2 separate regions of the Homo sapiens genome follow, and region 2 is linked to region 1. A link is an interaction called in ENCODE POLR2A ChIA-PET data of the cell type or tissue named here. Cell type or tissue: HepG2. All regions are shown on one strand. Links, peaks and the distances in the headings refer to the core of each region. The heading gives the core; the rest is flanking DNA.

Evidence for each region. Peaks named below come from ENCODE experiments on the same cell type or tissue, not always from the same donor. Only the 100,000 strongest peaks of a DNase experiment are listed, where the experiment ranks them.
Region 2: POLR2A ChIA-PET joins it to region 1 with 10 read pairs; 11 of 35 experiments call an interaction of 5 or more read pairs at or near these places.

What each region holds. Positions count from the first base shown.
Region 1 is chr1:18,946,393-18,953,374 of GRCh38, reverse strand. The region is part of intron 1 of IFFO2 (intermediate filament family orphan 2); the gene reads left to right. Among named protein-coding and RNA genes, the nearest start is that of IFFO2, 6.8 kb to the left of the region's middle. RefSeq lists enhancers at 994-1,323, 1,594-1,733, 1,764-1,893, 3,024-3,153, 2,275-3,194 and 1 more. In HepG2, for the core only: a CTCF peak has its summit at 3,133; DNase peaks (open chromatin) are centred at 3,144, 3,804 and 4,174; H3K4me3 peaks cover 2,662 bases.
Region 2 is chr1:19,014,724-19,019,587 of GRCh38, reverse strand. All of the region lies in intron 1 of LOC105376815 (a long non-coding RNA gene), which reads left to right. Among named protein-coding and RNA genes, the nearest start is that of IFFO2, 60 kb to the right of the region's middle. In HepG2, for the core only: no CTCF peak of the experiment used is centred there; no DNase peak of the experiment used is centred there.

The DNA.
Region 1 (6,982 bases), core at 1,687-5,686:
TTTTGGGTATCCCTAAGAATTTTCTTTGGGGAGGAGGGCAGACATTTGATAAACATTTTTTAAAAAGTTGAAAAACCACTGGGCTAGATGATCTCAAAGGGTCTTCCCAGCCTTGGCAATATATAAATCTGAGTTTGAGCTCCCAGCCCGCTTCTGATCCCCTGGCCATAAGAGAAGTCACCGTCTAAGGGATGAGACCCAGGTGTCTGCCTGGACTGTTGTGGCCATGAAGGGCTTTAAATCATCCCAGGATATCTATTACAGAACTCCAAGCAATGATGCCCAGAAGGAGCCTAACCCAGAAGGGAAAGGTTCCAGGGTTTCCCCTGGTCCACCTGGAGGAAGCTGCAGCTCCAGAGACCCCCACTTGCTTCCCCAAAGGACAACTTAGGCTGCGAGGCTCAGCGATCTTCAAGCCGGACGCTTGTTGAGTTCCACCTCCATGATTTCTGGCCACATCCATGTACTACCGCCTGTGCTATTACGTACATAAAATATTTTAACAACTTCATTGAGGTACAACTTGCATATCACAAAAACTGCCCATTTTAAGTGTACAAGTCAAGATGAGTAAATTCACAGAGTTGTGCAGTCATTACCACAATCCCGTTTTAGGGCATTGCATCAGCCCCCAAAAAGATCCTTCATGTCCATTTACAGAAAATTCCAATTCCAAGCCCAGCCCAGGTAATCACTGACCTGCTCTGTCTCTAGAAACTAGCCTTTTCCGGACATTTCATAGAAATAGAAACATACACTCTGCAGTCTTTTGTGTTTGGCTTTTTTCACTTAGAGAATTTTTTTTGAAGTTCATCCATGTTGTAGCATGTATTTGTAGGCTGTTCCTTTTTATAGCTAAAAATATTCCTCTGTAGTATAGACCATATTGTGTTTATGAATCCACCCAGGTATTCAATGTATTTTAAATTTAAAACGTCAACTGTATACCACCGAGCATCATCTCATGTGCCATCAGTGGTCCACAAACTGTGCTTTGGAAACACCAACCCAAACCAGAGCCCCTGGCCTGGGGTGCCTGGGTCCTGGCCCCAGTCACCACTGCTTTGGTTTTCCCTTGGCCCAACCAGGTCTTTACCACGTGGGAAATGTGGTCGCTGAAGCCGCAATGAGGACGAGGTTGTCAAGCGTTGATTTGGAAACCAAAACAAACATCTCTACTCTGTCACCACCCAGGGCCACTAAAATATCTTGTTCTGACTTTGCAAGCTGGGGGCTTTTCCCTGGAGTTTCCCACTGAGTTTATCTGAACTCAACAGTGGAGAGTTCCCTGAGTTGGCATCCAGGAGACCTGGACTTTAGGTCCAGCTCTGCCACTAGGTGCTGTGTGACCTCTGGCCAACCGCTGCCCTCTCTGGGCCTCAGCTCCTCCACCTTTACATGCAGGAGTTCCTGTGGGTGATCTCTCTCAGCTTGCTCTCTACTTTAGGTCAGTGACTCCAAGAGGCCCGTGTTGTGGCTGATCTTTCTGCCTCTGGAGACCACACTGTGTTCGCTGAAGCCTTTCTCTGTTCTGGGCTTCCCCTTCCCTCTCCTATCTCTGCCCCAGATAACTAGGGTCCAGGCTCCAGGCATAGGCAGCGCTGGCCATCCCATCCCCAGGCTTAACCGGTTCAACCGTTTCCCCTGTCTTCATTGGCTCCAAGGAAGGATGCAGGAAATCTTTAAGGCTGTCAAGAAAAAGGTCCCTCCAGCCTGGCAGCTGTCACAAAGTTGCCATGGACTGGTAGGGGAAGTTGCCCTGGGCTGGTAGAGGAAGTTGCCCGGCGCTAGTAGTGCTGGCCTAGCTGCCTATCAGACAGGGCGACTCTTTTGGGGGCCTGGTGTCCCTGTCCAGAAGCCTGTCCAGCCATCCTGGCCCCCTCAGGCCTAGTGTGATTTGCAGCTGGCTGGCCTGGTTCCCTCCCGTGCGAGTGGCTGACTGTATGCGCCCCCCAGTTGAAGTCAGCCTGGAGGCTAGGTTTCTTTTTTTCCTGGTGCCTGGGGTGATTGGAGGGTGGTTTGGGAGCCTGGAGAGACCACTGTGATCATTCAGCCTGGTGGCTTTCAGGTGGGCTTTTTAGAGCCCTGGAGTCCATAGCAGGGCGCCTTGGGAGACTCGGGGGACAGTGGGAGGCTGAGTACCTGAGATTTGACCCATGTTGCCCACCATAGCTCCATGCCTCTCTGACTCCCAGACTGTCCAAAAAGTATTCCATTTTAAAAAGGGTTCTGCTGTTTTAAAAAGAAAGAAACCGCTGATTCAGCTGAGTACTTTCATTTTAAAGGTGGGGAAACCAAGGCCCAGAGGGGGGCTGGCCCTCAGTGCTGAGCTGGACAGACCTTCCATCTGCCGTGCAGAGCTGGCCTCCCCGCCTCGACATGATGCCCGCATCATCCGCCAGCAGTCGAGGCTTTGTTATGTTCTTTCCACCTTTTTGTATGTCTGTTTTAAACATTTTTTTAAAAAGCCACTTTCTGGGATGGGAGGGACTTTTGTCACAGCTATTTCTGACTGTGAGCCGGAAGGGGCTGGGCTGTCGGCTGGAATGGAGGACTCCAAAAAGGGATGGTGGGTGGGTCAGCTGGAGTGTCCCCCGCCCATTCCCGTCACACCCCAGGGGGGCCCTCAAGCAGGTGGGTGCTGGCCCCTGAATGTCCCGAAGCCCGAAGGCTGCCCTGGAATAGAAAGCTGAGGGCTTTGTTCCCTGCCACTCCCATTGACACTTTCGTTATTTCTGAAGCTGGCACCGATACGGATTCTTTATTTCTGATTTTCCAGTGAGGCAGCCTTCGATGGTGGAAAAGGGTTTTGCATCCTGGCTCTGCCACTGTCTGTGTGAACATGGGCAAGTGGCTTGGCCTCTCTGAGCTGCCCGTGGAGCTCCCCGCTTCGTCCTCTGTAAAAGAGGGATCATCTTGTTGCTCTCCCAGGGATTGAGAAGGAACAAATGAGGTCTGGTGTTAAGGTACCTGGGGCTTGGCAGATTTTGGGCATACCTACCTCCACCCCAGCCCAGCCCCCTTCCCCTGGCAAAGTCTGTTCCTTTAATTTACAAGGATTTCTCAGCATGGCCCTGACTGCCTAACAAGTCCATTTCAGGGCATGTCGCCGCTCTCTCTGTCCCATGGAGGCGCCAGAGATGGTGTTGGGGGTGGAGGGAGAACGGCTGCTTCTTTGTCCGGCATCTAAGAAGGCTGTTTGACCTACTCTTAGCAGTTGATTTGTGCCTCCGGAAATCTCTCGCCATCCCCCAGCCCTTTCTCCCAACTTCCTTTAAGAGAAACACACAAACCCCTCCATCTAGCGCCTCGGGTCCCTTGAGAACTATATTACAGAATCCCTTGGCTGGGTTGGCATTCTCACTGGGGACAAATTTGGGAGCGATTCTCAGAGCCTCAAGCTAGAGGGAGGGGAATGAGGTCCCAGAAAAGAAAAGGAAGCAGGGAGACAGCTGACGCTGAAGATTCCTTCTCAGAGGAATGCGAGGCGGGGCTTTGCCTTGGCAAACGAGACCGGATGCGGGTCCCCGGGTCCCCCTTCCCCCCACGTGTATGCACACTCACACTCACACACATGTACGTGCACACACACACATTCACATACACATGCAGATGCACACACCAGACTCTCCGTTCAGTCCTGTGGCCCACGTCCCCACACATGACCGTGTTTGAAGGACACAGAAGGGTAGACCCGGAATTTGAACACGCCCTTTGCTGCAACGAGATGCGTTGCCTTCCAGGAGAATTGATTTAAACTGTGCCATGTGTCAGTGACACCGGAGGCTGTGGGCTTTGCATTTGCAGTCCTGGCTTTTGATCGCATTGAGAGGTGAAGGCCGGCTGGCATTCCATTTATTTCCTATGTCGCGGATGGCTGAAGGCCCGGGACGGGAAGGAGGCAGCCCTGTCATGTCCCTGTGCTCAGGATTAGGGATGTGTTGCTTTTTCCTGACTTTCTGCTGTCAGGCGGTCCTAAGCACCCACCACCTCCCGATCACAGCCCCCCACACCCGGAGTTGTAACTACCTGGCATGTGTCTGCCCCTGCATCGACTGGAAGCTCTGTGGGGGCCGGCTCCAACTCTGGCTTCGTCTCCCACTGGCAGATCCCAGCCAGGACCTGGCCAAGGTCCATGCTGAGTAAATACTCATGCAGCAGGGAGGCCTCTGTGTCTGGCTGCTGTGAGCTAGTAGGCCTCCAGGAGGATGGGACAGAAGACGGACAACACAGACCACGTCCAGGGATTCGGCTGTTTGTGGAGGGGAGGGCCTGCACTTGGAATCAGAAGGCCTGGGCCAAAGTTCAAAGTTTGAATGAACCCCCAAGCCTGGCAGTGCAGGGTGCTGGGGCCCCAGGGCAGGAGTTAAAAGCCGAGTGAGCTTGGGCTAGTCACTGCCTCTCGAGCCTCAGTTTCTTCATCTGTAAAACAGGGATGCTAAGCTCTGTGTCCGGAGGTTGTGGAAGAAGTAGACAGGCTCGCCTAGCTACAGCACAGGGCGTGTAAACAGTCAAGTTCAGAATGATTTCACAGGGCAGAGAGTGGGTGCCCTACAGAGGCAGATCTGTGCTGGCCCTGTGGGGTGGGCAGAGGTTGAGAACCAAGCTGGAAACTGGGAGAGGGTGTCCCGTGCCCTTTGCTGGCAGCATCTGTGAGTTGCACAGCCCTTTGAGCATTGCCAGACTGTGAGGTGTTTAGAAAATTCCAGGCCAGATGGGAGACTGCTGAAGGTTTGTGATGTTGCCGCCGCCTGCCCACGAGGGGAGTGTCCTCCCACCCACACTGGGCACCGGGTGCTTGGCTTCCTGAGCAGGATGTGGTTTCTCATTCTAGACCTGGTACAAGAGAGGGTAGTTTTCACCCAACAGTAAACCTGGCAAATGGCAATGCCTGGTTCTCTGGAGGGTCCGTGGAGCCCAGGTCCTGGTCTGGGTTTGCCTGCGATGTGGTCTGAGCTTCACTATGCCCACGTGGGAATGGGGACAGTGGGAAGGTGGGCTTGCCCAGCAACCCTATGAAGACTACGTTCTCTCCGTAATGTAGCACAACTCTGTGCATGCCATTTAATCTCTTGCACCTCAGTTTGTCGCTCTGTACAATGGGGGTGTGGTTTCTTACGAGTTCTGCTTCCCAGGGTTGAGGTAAAAGTCAATTAAAACAGTGCAGTAGGAAAACATTTTGCAAAAGGATTTGAAAATAAATCAATATGGCTTAATGCTTCCGTTTATTGAGCACCTACTTTGTGCTAGGTGCAGTGATGACTTCTTTAAATATGTGATAATTATGGGAGCAGTCCCAAGCAGTGGGAAGTGATTATGCTCATTTTACAAATGAGAGGTTCAGAGAGGTGAAGACTTCTGTCCCAGATCTCGCCACGAGTCCGTCTGGGTCTCTGGACCCCAAGGTCAGTGCTCCTCCCAGGAGGTGGCCTTGTCCCATGCCCCTGGAGGTTGCCAAAGGCTGGCTCAGGGTGAGGAGGCAGGCAGGAGGCACGGGGTCTCCCCAGCACCTGTCACAATATTGCCATGGCGGGTGGCAGAATAGGAGGCGGCTGCTGCGCTGGGAAGACTCCCTGCTGTCACTTTACAGAAATTATTTCTTGAGAAGCAAATGAATCACTGGCAGTAGCAGGCAGATGAGGCTCCCGGGCCACTGTAGCAGGCCTGTCCAGGCCCCTGCTCTTTGGAGAAGGTCTCAATGGGGGCTGGCAGGGCTGGCAGGGGAGGAGTTGGGGAACAGGGAACACATATTATGACCCGTCTGGTGATTTCCACGCGGTCTCATTTAAACCCGGTGGTGGCACTGCAGGATGGAAACCGAGGCTCAGAGAGGAGAAGTAACTTGGAAGTCAGGCTCCAGATCCAACCTTTATCCTGTGCTGTACCCAGAAAGGGCCATGCCCATTGCAAGCCGCTTTCCTGCTGTGAGCCTCAGTTTTCATTTCTGTGAAATGTTGCCTAGCAAAGCTGGGGCAGGCTGTGGATCTCAGGCTCTCAATTAATGCTCCATTTATCTTGCCCGGCCCCTGAGTGTCCTCAGGGCACAGCCAGCCCGAGGTTCTCATCCACGGATCACCAGCAGCAGAGGGCCTCGGGCATTCTGGTGGCTGTTTGGGAGCTCGCCTCCGCCCTGGGCTGGAGTATCCCTAGCTTTTGCTTTCAGTCAGTGCTGTGAACTTTGCCAGGGAACAGGGAAGTTGTTACAATCGTTTGGTGCCTCTTGTTGGGGAAGATGAGACTGCTGGGTGTGGATGTCTGAGAAGCCAAAGTGGTGGTGGTTTCAGAACAGTGGCTGAGTACCCACCGTGGGCCAGGCCCCTGCCCTCGAGAACTCAGAATCTGGGGACATAGACAAATGTGTCATGCCATGTGGCAGCATCATGTGACAACAGCATGTGCCCAGTACCTTCTCCAACAGTGCTTGCGGATAGTAGGAACACAATAAACATGTGTTAGTTAATGAATTTCATTAAATATTTATACAACATTTACTCTTTGCCAGGCTTCATTCAAAGTGGTTTGCAAACATTTAATTCATGGAAGCTGTAATAACCCTGTGAGTTGGGTGCTATCATTAGCCCATTTTAGAGATGCTAAAACTGAGCCACAGAGGCAGGGGAGGGAACTGGGCCAAGACACCTTGAAAGTGGCAAGCCCAGGCCCGGTGCGGTAGCTCATGCCTGTAATCCCAGCACTTTAGGAGGCCGAGGCGGGTAGATCATGAGGTCAGGAGTTCAAGACCAGCCTGGCCAAGATGGTGAAACCCTGTCTCTACAAAAAAAATACAAAAAAATTAGCCGGGCATGGTGGCAGGCACCTGTAATCCCAGCTACTCAGGAAGCTGAGGCAGGAGAATGGCTTGAACTTGGAGGGCGGAGGTTGCAGTGAACCGAGATCTCGCCACTGCACTCCAGCCTGGGCAACAGAGTGAGCCTCCATCTCAAAAAAAAAAAAAAAAAAAAAAAGAAAGTGGCAAGCCCAG
Region 2 (4,864 bases), core at 865-4,864, 67 kb before region 1:
GCAGCACTATTCACAATAGCAAAGACATGGAATCAACCTCAATGCCCATCAGTGATAGACTGGCAGTACATATACACTGTGGAATACTATGCAGCCATAAAAAAGAACGAGCTCATGTCCTTTGCAGGGACATGGATGGAGCTGGAGGCCATATCCTCAGCAAACTAATGCAGGAACAGAAAACCAAACACCCCATGTTCTTACTTATAAGTGGGAGCCAAATGATGAGAACACATGGACACATAGAGGGGAACAACACATGCTGGGGCTTATCAGAGGGTGGAGGATGGGAAGAAGGAGAGGATCTGGAAAAATAACTAATGGGTACTAGGCTTGATACCTGGGTGATGAAATAATCTGCACAACTAACCCCCATGACACATGTTTATCTGTGAAGCAAAGCTGCACATGTACCCCTGACCTTAAAAATTTTTTTTTTTTAAAAAAGAAAATCATTTGACTATTTTTGCAGGGGTTTATTTCTGGACTCTCTATTCTATTTCATTGGTCTAGATGTCTATCTTTATGCCAGTACCACACTGTTTTGATTACTGTATCTTTGTAGTGTTTTGAAATCAAGAAATGTATTATCTCCAACTTTGTGCCTGTTCAAGATTGTTTTGGTTATTCAGAGTCCCTTAAGATTCAATATGACTTCTAGGATGGATTTTTCTATTTCCGTAAAAAATGTCATTGGGATTTTGATCGGGGTTGGATTGAACCTGTAGATGATATACATTATTTTAAACTATGTTTTCTGCAAAATATTAGGAATATATGAACAACATGTCATACATATATTTATGTTCATAATATACTTTAACAACATCATTTGTAATGGCTGAATAGTCTTCAATTGTATGGGTATATTCTAATTTATTTAATCAGACCTTATTTTTTGGCATTTACGTTAGTTCCCACTTTTTTTTTTTTTTTTTTTTTGAGGTGGAGTCTTGCTCTGTTGCTCAGGCTAGAGTGCAGTGGCACAATCTTGGCTCACTGCAACCTCTGCCTCCCAGGTTCAAGAGATTCTCCTGCCACAGCTTCCCAAGTAGCTGGGACTACAGGCACACGCCACCATACCTGGCTAATTTTTTTTGTTGTTGTTTTCGTTTTTGGTAGAGACAAGTTTTCACCATGTTGCCCAGGCTGGTCTCGAACTCCTGACCTCAGGTGATCCACCTGCCTCCGGCTCCCAAAGCTCTGGGATTACAGGCATGAGCCACCACACCTGGCTCCACTTTTGATATTATAAAGAATGTATAATGACTATCCTTGTCCCATTATCTTTTCATATATTGTCTTTGGTGGGGAGGAAATTCATCACTGAGCTTTAATTATGAGAGAAAACTGGCATAAGAAAGAACTTTAAAACTATTAAGTTGGTGCAAAAATTTGCCATTTTTTTTAAAATGGCAAAAACTACGATTACTTTTGTGCCAACCTAATATTTTGTTGTATTTCCTCTATTTTACAAGTAAAAGACAAAAGCTCCTAAAGGGTGGGTGTTTTACAGATGGCCACGCACCTAGCTGTGGCTGGGTTTGAATCCTGGCTCTGCTCCTAATCAGCGAGATGAGCTTAGGCAACCACCTTAAACCTCTCTTCATGAGTAACGGTAACAGTTCTTGGCTTATACAGTAAATGAGGTAACTTGGAGCCCAGCACAAAATAGGCACTCAGCAAATACTTCTCCCTCTCCTTCTCAGCATTTTTGAAACTAGAACCCAGGATCTATCTTTCTTTTTTTTTTTTTTTTTTTTTTTTTAGACAGGGCCTCACTTTGTTGCCCAGGCTGGAGCACAGTGGCGTGGTCACTTGTTCCTGCAGCTTCAACCTCCCCAGGATCATGTGATCCTCCCACCTCAGCCTCCAGAGTAGACTGGCTGATTTTGTATTTTTTTGTAGAGATAGAGTTTCACCATATTGACCAGGCAGGTCTCGAACTCCTGAGCTCAAGCGATCTGCTCACCTCGGCCTCCCAAAGTGCTGGGATTACAGGCATGAGCCACCACCCGGCCTCTTCTTCTTTTTATGTAACCATAATCCTTATTACTTTAATTAGTTAATTAATATTTGTACTAATTATAACATTATATTATGTATTATATTTACTTATATTAGTTCATGTTTATGTAATATGAATTATACTTTATGTTAATTATTTGTCACACTTTTCTAAGTAATTTATGAATGTTAACTTGTTTAATACCTTCTAGCCAAGAAAGTAAAAAAATTAGCTTGGATCGAGAAAATATAAACCTGGCCAGCTGTTGGTCAGTCTGGAAGGACAGACATCGATAAAGCTGGCTGCAAAGTTACCAGGAAACGTATTTCTCCCAAGGACACGCTGCAGCTGTACAAGGTCATAGCAGCTCGCATCTTTGAGTGACAACTGCTTTTTTACTCAATGAGAAGAAGCCTTGTTCTCTAAAATCAGACTACCGGAAACTTTGCTGTTTGAAATGTTGTAGGTAGGAATTTTGATGAGGGATGAAATGTATGAATGAAACACCAGGCTCTTGCCCTGAGGGTCTTAGTCACGTTGACAGAGGGGAAGCCCTGATTTCCAGCCCAGGTGCAGAGCTTCAGATAGCGCTTTCTGGATCCAACATTCCGAACCTAGCTTAATTTTGTAGTTTTCAAGGAAATAGAGCTCTGGGTCTAATTTGTGGTCCAGACTTGATGTTGATTTTTTAACACACAGTTCTGCTTTGCTTTGAGCCAATCAAAACATTGTTTCATTTACATTTTACCTGAATTCCATGCTGCTCCAAAATTCCATGATAGTACCATCCTGTCCTTTGTTTGGTTCCTCTGGTGTGTGTTATCCTTCATTGCAATGGGCCGATAAATCTGATTTTGTCAGGCTACAGGTGGTCTTACGTTGATTGGGCTAGAACGGAACTTTTTTTTTTCTTTTTTTGAGATGGAGTCTTGCTCTGTCGCCAGGCTGGAGTGCAGTGGCACCATCTTGGCTCACTGCAACCTCCGCCTCCCGGGTTCAAGCGATTCTCCTGCCTCAGCCTCCCGAGTAGCTAGGATTATAGGCACGTGCCTCCATGCCTGGCTAATTTTTTGTATTTTTAGTAGAGACGGGGTCTCACCATGTTAGCCAGGGTGATCTCGATCTCCTGACCTCGTGATCCGCCTGTCTCGGCCTCCCAAAGTGCTGGGATTACAGGCGTGAGCCACCACGCCCGGCCCAGGACAGAACTTTTAATCCTCAAGTTCAAGGCTGCCCTCAATAACCCTGAGCTGCCTGTTACCCCTAGTCCAGGCTTCTCAAACTTGAGTTTGCATCAGGAGAACCTGGAGAGCTGGGTCAAGCATAGATTGCTGGCTCCTGACTCCCAGGGTTTCTGATTCAGTAGGTCTGGGTAGAACCTTAGAAGTTGCATTTCCAGCAAATTCCTAGGTGATGCTGATGCTGCTGGTTCCAGGGACCACATTTTGAGAACACTGCCCTAATTAACCGCATCATCCTACATAGTAGAGTTGTAAGGGTTAAGCGACAAGTGTGTGAAGAACTCAGTTCAGAACTTGGCATTTACTAAATACTCACTCATGTATGCTATTACTATTATTTTAAAATAAAGGACTCAGATTCTCCGATAATCCACTTCCCCCCTCCCAACACTCCATTCTTTCTTTTAATACAGTGACAAGTTACTCTTGTGGTCCTTTAACAGTTTATAGCTGGGGGGCAGGAGGGCACAGGCAATCAGCTAATTACAACACAAGGCTGAATGAAATAAGCTCCTTGCACACATTTTGTTGAAAACACAAATTTGGGCTAAGCTCAGTGGCTCACGCCTGTAATCCAGGCACTTTGGGAGGCTGAAGTGGGCGGATCAATGGAGCTCAGGAATCTGAGACCAGTCTGGGCAACATAGTGAAACCCTGTCGCTACAAGAAAATAAAAAATCAGCTGGGCGTAGTGGTGCATGCCTGTAGTTCTGCCTACTCCGGAGGCTGAGGTGGGAGGATCACTTGAGCCTGGGAGTCAGAGGTTGCAGTGAGCCGGGATCACACCATTGCACTCTAGCCTGGGTGACAGAGCAAGACTCTGTCTCAAAAAAAAGAAAAAAAACACAAATTTGGAGACATATTTTAAATATATAATGTTGTGTATTTGCCCCTACTGAGTATTTTTATCACCAACAGTTCACCATATCATTATTAGAAAACCTCCTAACTTTTGTATTTTTAGTAGAGATGGGGTTTTGCCATGTTGGCCAGGCTGGTTTCGAACTCCTGACCTCAAGTGATCCGCCTGCCTTAGCATCCCATAGGTATCTCTATGCTGAATTTTGAACAAATTCTATTGTTGTCCATTCTATTGTCGGAGATTTAATTTCTTCCAATTATTACTAATAAATAACTCTCCTCTGAAGGTTCTTGATATCTAAACTATTTGCTAGAACCACTAGTGACTTCCTTTGTTTGTTTGAGACAGGGTCTCCCTCTGTCACTCAGGCTGGAGTGCAGTGGCACGATCACAGCTCACTACAGCCTCAATCTAATATGTTGATATTTTTGTAAAGATGGGGTTTCACCATGTTGCCCAAGATGGGTCTCAAACTCCTGGGCGCAAGCGATCCTTCCACCTCTGCCTCGCAGAGTGCTGGGATTACATATGTGAGTTACCGAGCCCGGCCTACAAATGACTTCTTAGGAAGAAGCCTTCAAATAGGGAAGAGGACTGGGCCAAAGGGCATGAACTTTAAAAAGTCTCTTGACAGCTGTAGTCAAATTTATTTTCATCGTGGAACAGAAAGGTTGCTGGTCAAAGCTTCCAGATGGTGATATCTGTGCTCCTTTTGGCATATTTCATTCATCCTAAGCACCAGGCAAAGATGGC